2 separate regions of the Mus musculus genome follow, and region 1 is linked to region 2. Evidence: chromatin loops called from intact Hi-C (ENCODE). Cell type or tissue: left cerebral cortex. All regions are shown on one strand. Each heading gives the region's core, and the rest is flanking DNA. Links, peaks and the distances in the headings are about the cores only. Region 1 has its middle 580 kb from the start of Isl1. Region 2 overlaps Isl1 (ISL1 transcription factor, LIM/homeodomain).

Evidence for each region. A loop is a pair of places that touch in the nucleus more often than their neighbours do. Peaks named below come from ENCODE experiments on the same cell type or tissue, not always from the same donor. Only the 100,000 strongest peaks of a DNase experiment are listed, where the experiment ranks them.
Region 1: it touches region 2 in a loop (3-fold over the local background); 2 of 42 quality-filtered maps call a loop at or near these places.

Annotation. Positions count from the first base shown.
Region 1 is chr13:115,721,997-115,730,126 of GRCm38, reverse strand. No RefSeq gene overlaps it. Among named protein-coding and RNA genes, the nearest start is that of Isl1, 580 kb to the left of the region's middle. In left cerebral cortex, for the core only: a CTCF peak has its summit at 4,364 (motif pointing left); a DNase peak (open chromatin) is centred at 4,490.
Region 2 is chr13:116,295,628-116,303,757 of GRCm38, reverse strand. It overlaps Isl1 (ISL1 transcription factor, LIM/homeodomain), which reads left to right. Exons shown (of 6, transcript NM_021459.4): 4 at 426-712; 5 at 1,980-2,147; 6 at 4,162-5,488. The coding sequence ends at 4,278. Among named protein-coding and RNA genes, the nearest start is that of Isl1, 10 kb to the left of the region's middle. RefSeq lists an enhancer at 7,604-8,130. In left cerebral cortex, for the core only: no CTCF peak of the experiment used is centred there; a DNase peak (open chromatin) is centred at 4,213.

The DNA of each region.
Region 1 (8,130 bases), core at 1,650-6,649, 570 kb after region 2:
TTCCATGAATTTCCTTGTGAGGCGTTCATAGGTCTTGTGATACTGAATTCTAACACTGTGATATTTGGTTCTATTTTACTTTTATTTTACTAAAACTCAAAGAACATACCTATGGTGTGATATTTCTGTTATTGGCTGTAATTTGTTTAAAGTAGGTGGGTACTGAAATTTATGATGGGGAAATGGTAAACACATTTACATTCTCAGAGCTGAATAACAAGTAACCAGGAATATTTTCTAGCTTCCTGAATTTTGTCTTTATTACATCATGTTCTACCTTGTACACTACGGTCTCTTCTCATTCAGGTTTGTCAGGTAAACATGCCTTTGAATAATTGAGAAATCTTCCTATGTGACAATAACTGGTTATTTTTAGGATATCAAATGACCCCGGAGATCTGGTTTTAATTTTACCGTGAATCGTATTAGTCTATTTTTTGTGAACAATTTTTCAGGCACTACATTACGCTATACTATATCACTATTCTAAAAAACAAGTGGATTTTCTTTAGAATCTACTTTGGGCTGTGACTCATGGGATAAGTCAAAACTTTAATTCCAACCTATTACTATCAGCAGTAAATGTCTCAAAGCTTACTGGCACTGTCCTAGCATCCTTCCAAGTGCTTCATTTCTTTCTAAATTCATGCTGTTCTATCATTTCACTTACATATTTTTCTTATGAGATAAAAAACTTCCCTTTCATAGATCAAGAGGTAACAGTCCATAAGGAACGGACACAATAATTCAGATCTTTGAGGGAAGATATACAGCCTTGGGCACTTTGGACTAATATCTACACTGAGTATGACTTGCTATTTATGTCCTGCTAAACACAAGAACTCCTAGAACATGGCTGTTAAACTGAGAGGACCAGTGACCCAGGACAATTTTGTCACAAGAATGATATTACTGAGATTGTGCACTTGGTAATACACGAATAATCACTTATATAAAGTGATCAATTTTATTAAACATCTTCATCAATATCTATGTATCCTCTCTAAATAATTTCCTCTGGAAGACATACGTGTGTTTTGTTGTTGCTGCTGTGTTTTTTTTTCTAATTGTTTGTGACACTCTAATTCTATAAGGATGTGATGAATTCAAATAGATGTGCATGTTACAGAGCTTATGTCCATGGTCAGTAGCTTTCGGACAGGAAAAACATCGATTGGTGTCCCAATATACCAAGGCTATTTATTTTTCCTAAGGTTTTATACAATTGTTTCATAATTAAAAGACATATTTTAACAATGTATCCTTCAAGGTTATACCATTAAACTAGAAACTGAGAACTCTATCATTATTAGTAGACTTAAACATTTTTACATGTCAGTTAACCCCACCCCTTCCTCTAACAGAATTTCCCCCGAGGATATGAGCCTAATCCTGCATATGTAATATTTCACCTTCTCTTTGGAAAAGGTTTTTTACCTTCTGAAGATGAGGCTGTAAGGAGGGTAATATTTTTCACTGGCATTTTATCAAGTTTTATGTTGTCCTCCCTGTTTCCTTTCCCTCAGCTGCTGCTGGAGTAAAACAAAGTAGCCTTGATTTAAAAAAAAAAAAAAAAGCTTAATTTTGTATTTTGTGGCTTAGTTATAGAGACGGAAAGGAAACTGGTGCAAATGGAGATCGATTCTTTTTTTTCTTTTCTTTTGTATCCCCCAAAACAGAAGTGTGTTTTCTTAGATGCCCGCTGAATGCGAAAAATTTTCCCACACGGCTCTACGTCATTCCTCTAGAAACTTTAAGATTCTTTAAAAGTATCTACAAAATTAGGTGAAGGGTAAAATTATGAATTTCCCACTTGGAAGAAAGTGGCTTAAATTCTATCCAATTATTTGCCATGACAACCAGCTAAACACAAAAGGGCTGGAATGGATGGAGAGCGCTGCCTCTATAATCATCACTGTATGTCCTTCAAATCATGGATATGCAGCACCACCATCCCCGGCTACTTCAGGGCCATAAGCCTACACGGTAATTACATGCTTCGGAACACTCCACTTAAGTGCATCAATAATATAGTGAGCGAACATGTTCTTTAATTCTGCACCTGTAAATGGAGGGAAAAATAAAGAAAATATCTCTATCAAAAAGAAAAAAATGAAAAGGAAGACAAACAAATTAGGCAGCCAAATTATTTTCAGCTGTTTTTGTGAGATAACCACCACCCCCCAAATTCAGATGCTTATTATAAGGGTTTCGACAAATGAAAAACTATCTCTCTGCTTATATTAATAAAAGGTAAGGATATAGTAATGAGTAATGTAGAAGCTGAAAACAAATCAGAAAATATTCCTTTTAGCTGAATGTTTTGTATTTAATATAATCATTTCTGCCATGCATTGTGAAACTCCAGGTCATTATTTTTTTTTAATTTCAGATTACCATAATGTCTCTATCTAAATACTGTTAGGATAATTTAGATAATAACCCACCCTAATGTCCATGCTTCCAACAGAAAAGAAATATTAAACTGTCATGACATTAATAAAATTAACAAGTCATGGCTTTATAAATTTGTACTGACCACTATGCTATATCTCATAGGAATCACAAGGAGGTATTTCTGCTCATGTCTTTGTATGTGTGCATTGATGCATGCATGCATATATGTATGTATGTATGTATGTATGTATGTATGTGTTTACTTTATGAACTAGCAATCTATATTTTCCTCAGAAGTAGAAAATTAATACTTAGCTAAATCGGGCAGGAAATAAATCATCAAAACTTTAGGGAGAGAAAGTGGTTGTTATAAAATTATGAGACCTGTGTACTCTCAGCCATGTGGTTCAAAGTGACTCAATGTCAAATTCCCTGGAATTGTAAATTTATTCTGAAAACAAAATATATTTGAGTGAATAATTTTCTGTACTTTTTTGAATTTCAAAGAGCTACTTATTAAAATTATGCAGACAATGTTGACATATTTCCGACTGTAAACAAATTAAGTTTCTTAGCAGGCTTTTTCTGTGCTTTTTCAGTTAGGAAAACAATACAAACAGGCAAATCTGGGTAAGGATCAGCATTTTATGCAAACAAGCAATGTTCAACAAACACTCAATATAAAATACAGTTTTGTATTTTGACTTCAAAATATATTCGCTATTCAAATAAAAATATCACCATGATTTGAGACTATTCCATGAAACTTGGGAGAACCAGGTAAATTTCTACATTTATAATGAAAATAAAATGAATTTATCAAATTGCCAAAATATAGTGTGTTAGATTTTAAAAGTACTTATTCCAAAATGATTTTTAAATTTTTTTATTATATATTTAATTGATCAGCATACTTTAATTAATTATTCTTCAGTCTACAAACATACTATGGTTTTTTTTCAATTTGCTTTCTAAAAGTGAATTGAAAAAACTTATATTCACCAGATGTTTTTTGTAATCAAGAGCATGTATTGCAATTTTTTTTCTAATAGTAGACAAATAAAAAAAAAAAAACTATTCCCTTTTGGAAATGGTAGGCCAAATTAAATTGCTATCAATTCTTTTCAAAGTTCTACTTAGGAGTTTGATCATGAAGCACTCTAAAACACTTTTGATAACTATTAATTTAGTGTTTACATCCTCTTTATGTATCTTTAAGGTTGCAGACCCCTGAAGACATAGTAGTCAGGTAGTGATATGTGAAATATTCAGTTTTTAACTACATAAGAATCTTGCTATTGAGTATCATATCATATAGAGAAACCATTTTTTTTTTTAAAAATTCTATAGTGCCAAAGGCAACTTACTTTAATTTACTATGGGTCACTCACAATATAAGTCTGAGATGAAATATCAGTTGTCTTTTGAAGGAAATATAGGCAGTCTTTCAAGAGTTCATTGATATTGTTACAACTTCTTGTTTTATGCAGACATGGGCATCAAAACAGGCCAGTCACATAGCAATATTATTCTAAGATACTTCTAAGATTTGCTTACAAAACTGAATTCTAGAGAGAAAATGGAGACTTTATTTCAAGCCCATTAGAGGGTTTGATAATAATGGTACTGCAGGACCTCCCTGAATCACAGTGTTACTCCCTTGAGGTACGCTGGGAAGCCAAAGGGAGAAGGCTAAGGTTGAGGATCCGAATGACCTCATGTTTAGTTTTGTGTTTTGTTTTTTATTTCTGATTCATTTTGCTCCTCTTACTGGTTAGGAGGTAAGTGATAATATCCAAAAGAAAAGGCCATTTAAAAAATAATTCAAACTCTCACTTGGCCTACATCTGTGACCTTACCAGAAATCTTAGCTAGAATATTACCTTTTGAACAGATAACTGAGATCAGATATATAGAAACATATAAGAAAGAAGACATATAGAAACTATCTCTTGGTGTCATCTAGTGGCTGCATTTCACACTACATAGAAGAAACGCCTTATTGGTTTTCTGAGTAAAAACTGTTTTATTACATTTGTTTCTGAGTGACTGGTGTAAAAGAAGCTGCCATTCTTAACAGTCAAGTGAAGGTCAGCAGTCATCAAGCCTAGCCTGGCTCTTCACCCTGGTCCTTGACTGCGTCTTCTTATGAGGTCAGGACACACGAGCTGGGAAGCTCAGTTATTGCACACTGGTGTGAAGGTTCTGCTCCATGCCCCATTTAGGCTGCATGGCTGAGTGACAGAGTGTTGTTAAGAGACACCCACAGCCAACACACAAGGTATTTTCTCTTAGCAGGCAGAACAGCACTCAAGGGACTCTGATAGACTGAGCTGACATGCTAACAATCTGATTGCAGACGGCAATGGCCGGAGCCTCTGAGGGAAAGAAGAGTCCCCTGACCCTCCTGTCATCTGCTCTCAGTCTCCGTCCTAAGATAGGAAAACTGCACAACTATCACCAGGAAAGGTGACATAGCGAAAGTAACTTATCCACAAATGTGCCGAAGTGTCATCTCTAATGTTATAGTTCCTTTAAGACGAACTGTAATTTCTAATATAACTTTTCAATTTCGAAGGGAAAGGGCACCAAGGCTGGGTTGACAGAAATAAATTATCCAGATAATTAAGGCTAACTACTCCACTTTCTCCTACTCCCTGGCCCACACACAGACAATAATAGGGCTCAATTATTTATAATTCAGATTTTTTTTCTTTAAAAAAAAAGATTTTTCAATAAAACTGGTGTTTGAATAGATCAAAATTATTATCATTAGGAAGGAAATTATTAGCAAATTATGATCAGGGAATGTACAAAATTTTCAATTATCATAGTTTTTATTAGTGTCTTTAGCATAAAAACAGAAAAGGCATTTAAAGATGGAAACAATGAGTCTGAGACTTGATTCTCATTTTCTTCTGTTTTTAGGCAAATTTATAGATTTCTATCTTTATTAAACAGGATTTTATAAACACATTTGAGCTGTTTTCTTAACATTATTCTATGAACACTAACTGAAATTGAATTCACATCATTTGGTTGATGTTTGATTTCTCTCATGTATAATTCTTTTTAATTTTTGAATATCTTACACATAACTACAATTTAATAAAGAAATGAATAAGAAACTGCACACATGTGGGCTTCTAGAAAAATAATTTCTCCTGTTTTATAAAGGAGTTAGATACTGCAAGTATTTGTGTGTGGTATTTATATAGATGCCTATAAAGTATATATATATATACTATTTATACATGCATATATTTCTATGCGTGCACATGCGTGCACGCCTACACACACACACACACAATTTAAAGGTTATGTATGTGTGTATAAAAAGATAGAAAGAAAAAGGTACACATTACTCCCAAAGGAAATACTCATTTCAATTTAGCAATCCAAAATACTTTGGATCAATTTGTTTTTTGTTTATTTTAAAACATTAGGTTTCTTCTAAATAAAGTTCAGAAATATGGGTCATTTAATTTTATATCGCATGTGAAAAAGCATCAAATTTGACTAATGTGGCTCATTTTTCTGGATATATATCTTACTTTTATTCTTTTAGAACAACTGATCAGAAATTAATAAAAATTTATTTGAGTATGTGTTTGTAACAGTATCAAGTAACTTGTTACATTTGAAATCAAATGCAGGAACTAGCACAGGTAAAAATCATTAAAACATACCTAGCTTTTCATTTTGCTTTGTTTTGTTTTGGATAGTTAATAGTATAATTCCTTGTGGCCTTTATTGTTATTTTAAAGGACCCTTATTTTTATTTTGCCCATTTCCCCCTTTTTTCTGCATTTATCTCACATTTTCTAAAAAGCACTATACCTTTCCCTGTCTTCTGTCAGACAACTTATATCCTGTGGTCTTTCCCAGGGAAAAAGCACATTAATTGGTTGTCTGGTATCAAATGACCAGGCCTGAAATCATGGATACCAATAACATATGTGGATGGAACAGGTTATATGTAAGATTATACATATACATGTATATGCTTATATGCATATACACACAATTATATGTATATGTGTATCAATATATATGTATTATATACAATATGTATATGTATACAACACACACATATATATGCATATGTGTATCAATATATATGTATTATATACAATATGTATATGTATACAACACACACACACATATATACATATATATATATATATATATATATATATATATATATACATACACACACACACTAATTTATATATGTATGCAATAACCTTTAGTGAAAGACAAGGCCATAAATTTGAAGGAGTTGGCGAGGTTCTATGGATGTGTTCAGAACGAGGAAAGGAATCAGAGTAAAGTTTTAAGTATATAATTTCAAAAAATACAAAAGACATAGTTTTCAGGCTATTAATACCTTTTCAGATATGTTTCCTGGTATTAGAGTTAAAATCAGAGTACAGGGAAGTACCATTTTTAAAATACAGCAGGTAATTTAAATATGGAATGTGGAATGAAGGAGCTGTCTTAATGCTCATTAAGCAAAATCTATATAATTGGCTGAAGAGGTAGATGGAAGGACAGTCACACAAACAAACAGGCCATTCACACCCTCTCGGTATTTACATTACTAGATCCATACAGTAGACAACATTAGATCCAAACAAGACCATTCTTAGTTTTCCCTGAAATTTCAGGCAAAGCATCTGCAGAAATTAAGTACAGTATTATTTAAATTTATTATTCTTACCCAAACACCTTTTCACATATAATAGCTTATGTTATGTTAAAATAGATTTAGTTCAGTTAAAATCAATACTTTTTAAAAGTTAACACATATAGAATTCATTTGCATTTTTCTACGATGATTAGTAAAAATAATAAGGCTAAAAATAGTAGGCTAAGCCATCTTCATTCCCCACCCCATCATTTCCACACAATGTTGTACCTTTTTGTTCAAGTATATATTTTCCAAAATATTAGTAGCTAATGATTTGTACCCATGCAACCCATGACTCATAGTTCTTAGTGAGTCCACAAAGATCTCACATTGCAGTATAACATTGATATTTGAGAGATTCATGTCTTACCTTTTTTACTTAATCTTTCCTAACATTTTCAGATATTTTTAAAAATAGCCTTAATTTTATCATAGCACAAACATAAAATGCTGTATTTAGCAAACCTGTCAGCCTTATGTTTAATTGTGGGCAGCAATCTTGTAAGTCTTAACTTCTTATGTAATTTGATTTGTGCACGAATGGATTTCTCTTGCAAAATATCATATAGGAGCTATAGGTTTTTATAGCAACCCAGCTCTTTAAGATAGCTTTCATTTAAATGGAATAGTCCAGTTACACAAGAGGTTTCTGTTTCTCTGAGTTTCCAAATTGTTTCCCATAATAGACATTCAACTAGCATAACAGCCAAGGGGGATTACAACCACAAGTGCTTGAAGGGGAGATTCGAAGGCCCTCCTGTATCTTTCTTCTTTCACTAGGAGATTTGATGGTTGTGTTTTAAAGTCCCACTTTTTAATATGAGGTGACACAGTAAGAAGACTGATGACTGAGATGGGGCATCTGTCCTGCTTTTCTCACATGCAGGCTCCTTCTACAGGAGAAACAAAAATGGAAAAGGCTGAGACAGACATTGCCAGGGACCAGCCTCTGAGTGGAGAGGGGTTCTGAGAGAAGGTGGTCTGGGAGCAGTGAAAATAAGGACTCTAAGTCAAGTTGTGGATCCAAGCTGGCAGCCTTT
Region 2 (8,130 bases), core at 1,607-6,606:
GTCTCTAGCTGTCACTGGGGTGTTCTGCGTTTTATTTTCAGGTACCCTCTATGACTTTAATCCAGAAGGGAAAGGCAAGCCTGGAGGTGGGGGTGTAATCTGTGACCTTCTTCTGGTTATGAGGGAAGGGGGGAGGGAGAGATTTTACTGTTGAAAAAAAAATGTCTCTGGTGCGGGTGGAGACAGACTTCTTTCGGCTAATTGTGTAGTGAATGGGGAGTAGGAACAGGGGTTGCATCTCTTATCTCCCCCATTACTCTCTGCATTGTCTTCTATTGACTAAGGAGCGAGAGATCTTCTTCCTCCTCATCCCTACCCTCTGCTGTTTCTGCGAGGTGTGCTGAGCCAGGGCTAGATAGGGAATGGAGTGGGCTGATGGTGGCGGGAGTGGCCTTGCATGCTCACCGAGTCCCTTTGCCCCGTAGCCGAACCCATCTCGGCTAGGCAGCCAGCTCTGCGGCCGCACGTCCACAAGCAGCCGGAGAAGACCACCCGAGTGCGGACTGTGCTCAACGAGAAGCAGCTGCACACCTTGCGGACCTGCTATGCCGCCAACCCTCGGCCAGATGCGCTCATGAAGGAGCAACTAGTGGAGATGACGGGCCTCAGTCCCAGAGTCATCCGAGTGTGGTTTCAAAACAAGCGGTGCAAGGACAAGAAACGCAGCATCATGATGAAGCAGCTCCAGCAGCAGCAACCCAACGACAAAACTGTGAGTAGCCCCGAAGCTAAGCAAGGAAGGGATGCTAGGAGACCTTGGAAGACCGGGCTAGCGGGGCATCCCTGTGATCTGATGGATTGGTACTCTGTGGAGCACCAGCAGGAGCCCAAACCAAGGTGGACCTCTCACTTCACCTAAACCCAGGTGTATAGTGTCTACTCTCTACAAGAAGGCCGAGATTTGGCTGGTTAGAAACTGCAGACGTCTGAGTGGTGCCCATCCTCCCCCATCCATTGCTGATTCCAAAAGGGGTCATGGTCTTCATCACCATGGGCACCCTGGAACCTAAAGGACCTAGTGGCTCCCTCCCTCCCAGGGCAGATGGTGCGAGGTCTTGAACTCAGGTTCTGCAAGCATTGGCACCATTAGAGTTGCTCCCGTTGTGAAGGGCAACATCTTGAGTGCTGATCTAGAACATGATTCAATATACTTTCCATCTATCCAGCATTCTGGTCTCACCCCAACTCTTGGCAAGACTTGCCACTGTTTTTGCATTTGGGAGATCCCTTCAAGGTGCCCATGCAGACACTCCCCTCTTCCAAGCTTCCTTCCAGCCTTTGGTATCATTATGTTAGGCAACAACACACTCCCCTTCCACCCCCCTCCCCCACCTCTTGCTTAAGTTAAGGTAAAGGTTTTTTGTTTTTTTTTTTTAAACTACTTCAGCCCTATTTTTAAATGCCATTTTTTAAAAAAAATCCATTGTCATTAAACTTGGCAGGCAGACCGAGACTGGGTAAGGGTACTTTCTAAGTTAGAGCATAATAGCACAGAAGTAGCCAGACCCAGAAACCTTGGGGCTAGGGTGGGGTAAGTATGATTCTGGAAGGAAGAGTGCTTAGGGGCAGGGGGATGGGTTCAGCTAACTCAAACTGCCTAGAAAACCAGTATCAGAAGGCTGAAGGGAGACAGACCCTGGCTGGACCTCAGTTTTCTAGTTCTGGGAGACTGTGGCCTCTTAACGCAGGTGGGAGGGGTTGGGGTAGGGCATAAGCTGTGAAGGTGAAGCAAAAGGTGATAGATGCAGCAGAATTGTTTTAATAAGATCTCAGCCAGTCTCATAATCCACTGCACAGAAGTAGAAAAACAAAACTGAACTCAAACTCATATCCATAGGTACAGCAGATTAACTGAGTCAATACAGGGCCACTGTGTAGATAAGATAAATACTTGGGTATATTTACTTAGCACATGCAGACCAGGAAGGGAGGGAGTTTGCTCATTAACATGTTGGGATGGGGGGGGGCGTTATTCACAGAATATCCAGGGGATGACAGGAACTCCCATGGTGGCTGCTAGTCCGGAGAGACATGATGGTGGTTTACAGGCTAACCCAGTAGAGGTGCAAAGTTACCAGCCGCCCTGGAAAGTACTGAGTGACTTCGCCTTGCAAAGCGACATAGATCAGCCTGCTTTTCAGCAACTGGTAAGTGTCTGGCTCCCAAATGGGAAAAGACTGGATCCCTAACAAAAAAAGGAGACTCGTTTTAACTGTTAGGCATTGAAAGGTCCCCTGGGGTGAGGGAGGGTACCGGGATTAGAGAGAAAGCAGGATGTGGTGGTGAAGAGGAGGGAGGCAGATGGAAGGAAAGGAGATCTCTTGTGAATCTTTGTTTAAAACTGAGATGCCACAATTTAACTATGTAGCCTAAGTGTGTAGTGTGATCTTCCTACAAAGGAGGCATATCTTATGGGTTGAGCTTCTCAGTGCCTAAGTAGTTCTGTGTACAGAGGTACAGACAGTGGCAATGTCACATATTTTAGGCTGTTCTAAATTACAAGGACTTCAGAGACCACCGTGGCATTTGGATCAGCAATCAGTAAGTTCTTTGCTTTACCTGTGTCTTGTGACTGATTCAAGTAAAAATGACTGGGATGCACGCCCAGTGTGATACCCAGTTAGAATGCAGTTGTGCATAAGCAGCAGGGAGCTGTCTGAACACAATTCTCTTCTATGTCAACCACGAGGATAGTTATTTAAATAGTTTGGTTGATATTTATTATTGTTATGTTTCTTTCAAAGCACAGATTGATCTAAAGCAGAGGATTTTAAAAATATTTTTAAACAAATGAGTTCAGATATGACACAATTACATTCAGTGTGGCATGTATGCCAAAAGGAACATGAGCATTGTCAGAGGCAATGCATATTTAACTTGTGAAAACCTGTCTTAGCACTAAAGGGTCTAACACATTCATCCATAGCAGAGAATTAATTCATTTTACCTATAAAAGGTTAAGATAAAGAAAAATTTAAAGATAGATCGGTGTGGTGCATATGCTTAAGGTTTTTTTTCTTCTTCCTTAAAGGATGATCAGCCCCATAGATACTGTTTTATTAAACACGAAGCTGAGTCCTAAAAAACACCCCTTTCTTTAGAAGCACAGTTAATGCATCAATTGAGAATAGGTTTCCCCCCATTCTATCCTGTGCCCTAAGCATATTTGCTTTCTCTTGTCAACAGTTATAAGGGTGATTGGCCAGAGGCAAGTGCTTAAAAGGGCTTGGTACCATGCTCTCTCTCTCTCTCTCTCTCTCTCTCTTTCTCTCTCTCTCCTCCCCACCCCCGTGTGTGTGTGTGTGTGTGTGTGTGTGTGTGTGTGTGTGTGTGTGTGTGTGTGTATGTGTATGTGTAAATGGGCCAATCTAGTGAGCAGGCAAATTTGAGAAGTCCCCTGACCTCGCAAGGAGAAGGTTTAATAGATAGTAGATAAGGGATTCTGGAGCCAAAGAGAAAGTTTTTCCTTAAATAAAACAAATTGTCCCTAGGAAGCATTCTGTAGGTAAACTTTGAATAATAGAAAAGGAGGTGAGAGGGGGCTTGGTTCCTCCTGAAACTTGAGTGTCAGGTGAGAACGGTGAAGTGGAACCCGAGGAAGGGGTAGGAGGGTATGGTTATGGGTGGGGGTGACAGTTTACGTCACACTGAATTTATAATGAGATGATGAATGTGTAGGTCTCCTTGTGGAAAGGGGAGGAGGGGTCAGGCAATGAGAGCACACTGTGAATCCACTAAAGAGTTAAGCATTGTTCCTCAGGAGCCTGCCTTGAATTTCTGGCCTAGAGAACTTTCCTACTCCCCGGGCTAGTAGGCAGCTGGATAATTTTATTTCAAGCCTTAGAGGGAGAGTTATGATGCCACTTTACAGTGGGAAACACATTTGCTCTTAAATAATTTAATAGGACACAATGTTGGGAATTCAGCTTGGGTTAAAAGAGAGCTCTTTAGGAAGATGGAGAAATGGAGAGCATTTCTTTGCAAGTGCTTCTCCTGGGCTTCCTTTAAAGCCTGTTTAAATTCTATGACAGGCATAGGTATCTTTGTTGGTATACCAGTTCTACTTACAGGAACTTATAGGCGTAGACTCAATGTAATACTTTTGTATAGCTCGGGACACTACTGAAGCCCCTTTTGCTGACTTCTCAACCTTCCATACAGGTCAATTTTTCAGAAGGAGGACCAGGCTCTAATTCTACTGGCAGTGAAGTAGCATCGATGTCCTCGCAGCTCCCAGATACACCCAACAGCATGGTAGCCAGTCCTATTGAGGCATGAGGAACATTCATTCAGATGTTTTGTTTTGTTTTGTTTTGTTTTTTTCCCCTGTTGGAGAAAGTGGGAAATGACGTTGAACTCCGAAATAAAAAGTATTTAACGACCCAGTCAATGGAAACTGAATCAAGAAATGAACGCTCCAGGAAGCGCATGAAGTCTGTTCTAATGACAAAGTGATATGGTAGCAACACTGTGAAGACAATCATGGGATTTTACTAGAATAAAAACAAACAAACAAACAAAACCCTAAGCCCAACATATGCTATTCAATGACCTTAGGAGTACTTAAAAAAGAAAAAGAAAAAAAAAAGAGAGAGAGACCGTTTTTAAAACGTAGAGGATTTATATTCAAGGATCTCAAAAAATGCGCGTTTTCATTTCACTGCACATCTAGAGGAAGAGCAGAAACAGAGAATTTCCTAGTCCATCCTATTCTGAATGGTGCTGTTTCTATATTGGTCACTGCCTTGCCAAACAGGAGCTCCGGCACAGAGCGGAAGAAACCAGCCTCAGTGACTTGAAAGTGTCCTTTCAGGAAGGCGGAGCTGCGTTGGTTTGCAATGTTTTTAGTTGACTTTGACAAGGGGTTACGTGAAATTCTGGGTCTCTTAAGCATGCCCTGTAGCTGGTTTCTCTTTTACGTTTGCCTCTCCTCCCATCCTTTTCTTTCCTTTTCTTTATTTCTCTTTACAATTTTTTTGAGATCCATCCTCTATCAAGAAGTCTGAAGCGACTTTAAAGGTTTTTAAATTTGTATTTAAAAACCAACTTATAAAGCATTGCAACAAGGTTACCTCTATTTTGCCACAAGCGTCTCGGGATTGTGTTTGACTCCTGTCTGTCCAAGAACTTTTCCCCCAAAGATGTGTATAGTTATTGGTTAAAATGACTGTTTTCGCTCTTTCTGGAAATAAAGAGGAAAAAGGAAACTTTTTTTGTTTGCTCTTGCATTGCAAAAATTATAAAAGTAATTTATTATTTATTGTCAGGAGACTTGCCACTTTTCATGTCATTTGACTTTTTTTTTGTTTGCTGAAGTAAAAAGAAGATAAAGGTTGTACCGTGGTCTTTGAATTATATGTCTAAGTTTATGTGTTTTGTCTTTTTTTTTTCTTTAAATATTATGTGAAATCAAAGCGCCATATGTAGAATTATATCTTCAGGACTATTTCACTAATAAACGTTTGGCATAGATAATTAAATAAACGCAATGATTCAGGGTCCCTCTTTTATATGTTTATTAGCAAACCTTTGGCATGTTTGAAATGAAGGATTTGCTTGCGAATTGGGCTAAAATGACATACAGTAGACTAGGTGGGATATTGTGTTGCAAGTAGTTCAGGTCGAGTTTGCAAGTTTCGATTTCAATAGAAGTCTTTTCGCTCTTGGCTGTGATAATGTTACGGGTTTTTTGAAAAGGAGATGCTGTTTTCTCTTCTGTCACTGTCCTTTCCCTCCCCCTGTCTTTTCCCTCCACCCCCACCCTGCATCTATCCCAAAAGGAAGAAGGTCTCTAAGTATGGGTTTTGATTGGAATCGCTAAATTTTCTTAACGCCAAGTGCTTTATACCAAAGTCATAGCTTAAGATCGTTAAAATCACCCACAAGTCAAACATAAACTCTTGATGAAGAAACTTAGCCTAGCCAGTGAAGGGTGGCCATGGTAGACTAGCGGTGGCTGATTGAGAAACTCCGCTTTCTTTGCTCAGAAGGTAGGAAAGGCTGGGAGAGGAAACGCTTCTCTCAGCAGTTCTCAGAACTGTAGGTGTCTGCATTTTCTTACCTCGTCCACTTCCCCACCCCCCACCGCTCCTCCCTCCCATCTCTAATTTCAACCCCTTGAGAGAAAGGTAGCTGGCTTGCAAAGGGAGGCGCGGAAAGCATTTTATTTGGAACCGCCTTGTTTTGGAGTGAGCGTCCCCGCTCTGTGCGTTGCAGGCGCCCCACTGGCTGGGGTGGTGAGAGCGGACGTGCGCTCTGGATCAGACACTGCCACCCACACCGCGTTTAGCAAAGGCTCACCTGCAAGCGACAGAACCTAGGGATGGACACAAAGTCCTGGCTCAAATTGGGCTCTTGTTTGCCCCCTCTGACCCCCACTCCCCATGCCAGGTTCTTTCTCGCTTGTCTGTGCGAGTATAATGCCATTTTCACTATATGACAACTTAATAACTACGAAAGCTAAGTACCCTAACCGTGTGTGATGTGGCACGTTACACTCTGTAGCCCCTGACTCAGAACAGGGCGGAGGCCGGAGGCTGGGCTGGAGACCCCGTGACGCCCGAGGCCGGCAGCTCTTAAGTCTGCTTGCACCCTCTCCAAACCTGCGCAAATCTTGAAGTGAGCCTCAATTAGGCTTTTGTTTGGCATCGTTCTACATAACGGGTTAATTACAGGCTCTACCACGAGGGCAGAAAGAAAACAAACTTTGCATTGGAAACGTTACAGTGCATTAGACATGCCCTTGATTACTTTGATTGTTGTGTCTAATTCTTGACAGAGGGGTAATAATTTGGCGGGTGGTAATAATGGCTTGTAGTTGTTTGCTGGGAAAAAAAAACAAGAGTTCTGTCTTATCTCCTACGGATCTTCTTCCACGAAAGGCTCTCCCCACCATCTTCTTTTCTTCTCTTTCCACCCCCCCCCCTTTTTAACTGTCTCTGTCTCTAATTTCTCACCACTAGAGGTGATTTTCTTAGTTTCTTGGCTGCTATATAAATTCATCTGCCGTTTGTCTTTCCCTTTTCTCACCATGTAGAAAAACCACCAAAGAAGAGCATGCCCAGGGTTGGCAGGTACAGTGTGAATTTGGGGTTGAGCTTACAAAGATACTAGACTATGCAAGACTAAGGAGGTGTAAAGGCCTCTGAAGTCCCTTTCCCACTAATAGCCTGTGCTGGACTGACATGCATTAGGACAGAAACAGCAACGCAACTTTAGACTTTTCAGGCAATGGAGGGACTGGTGCAAGATGCACATCTTTGTTTATCTTCCATCTATGCACTGATTTCTGAGATTAAAAGTGTGTGTGTGTAGTTGTGATATCTCACATCTATAGCTATCAGTGTGTTCCGAAGTCCAGTCCATAGCTTGAAATATAAGTAATATAGCAGACAGTGGTGAGTAATTTTGACTTCACTTGCTAGATCCAATGTGTTTGTTGCCTGGGGTCTGTGGATGGATTGATGGGTGGAGTCCCTGTATAATTAATGAGAAAGATTCCCCTTCTAGTCTCCTTAGAGGGTGTGCTAAAATGAGTAGCTGACATGCCTTCCTGTTTGCAGATTATCCTGGTTCCCTCTTTCCTTTCCTCTGCACACCTCTGGAGACTCAGTTTTGAGCACCCTTCTTCTAAACAAACCCCTTATTTGCTATTGTCTTTGCCCCCCACTCTCCTGTTTCTCATTCCTAGTCCTTCATTCTGGATACCCTGACTCATTTCCTCTAGCTTCTGAAAGCCATTATTTCATGCAATTGAAAACATCTAGGGTGCTCATCTAAATCAGGGGATTCCTATCAGCCCCTACATTCTCAAAGATAAGATTATTAAGCTATAGTTTCTTCAGAATACTAACCTATCCAATTTACTGTTCCTCTTTCATCGAAAGAGAACCATTTTTCTTACTATTAAAACGTTTCCTTTTAAGTTAGAATCCATTGCAATAACACTTTTGATTATTTATCATTAGGCATAGGTGTGTGTGTGTGTGTGTGTGTGTGTGTGTGTGTGTGTGTGTGTGCTGCCCATGGACAACTTATCTGGAGTTCAATATCCAAGGGCCAACTTGGTGGTACTCTCTTGCCACTCACCCCATCAGCTTGTTAAACTCTATTTGTTGACCTCCCTTCCGA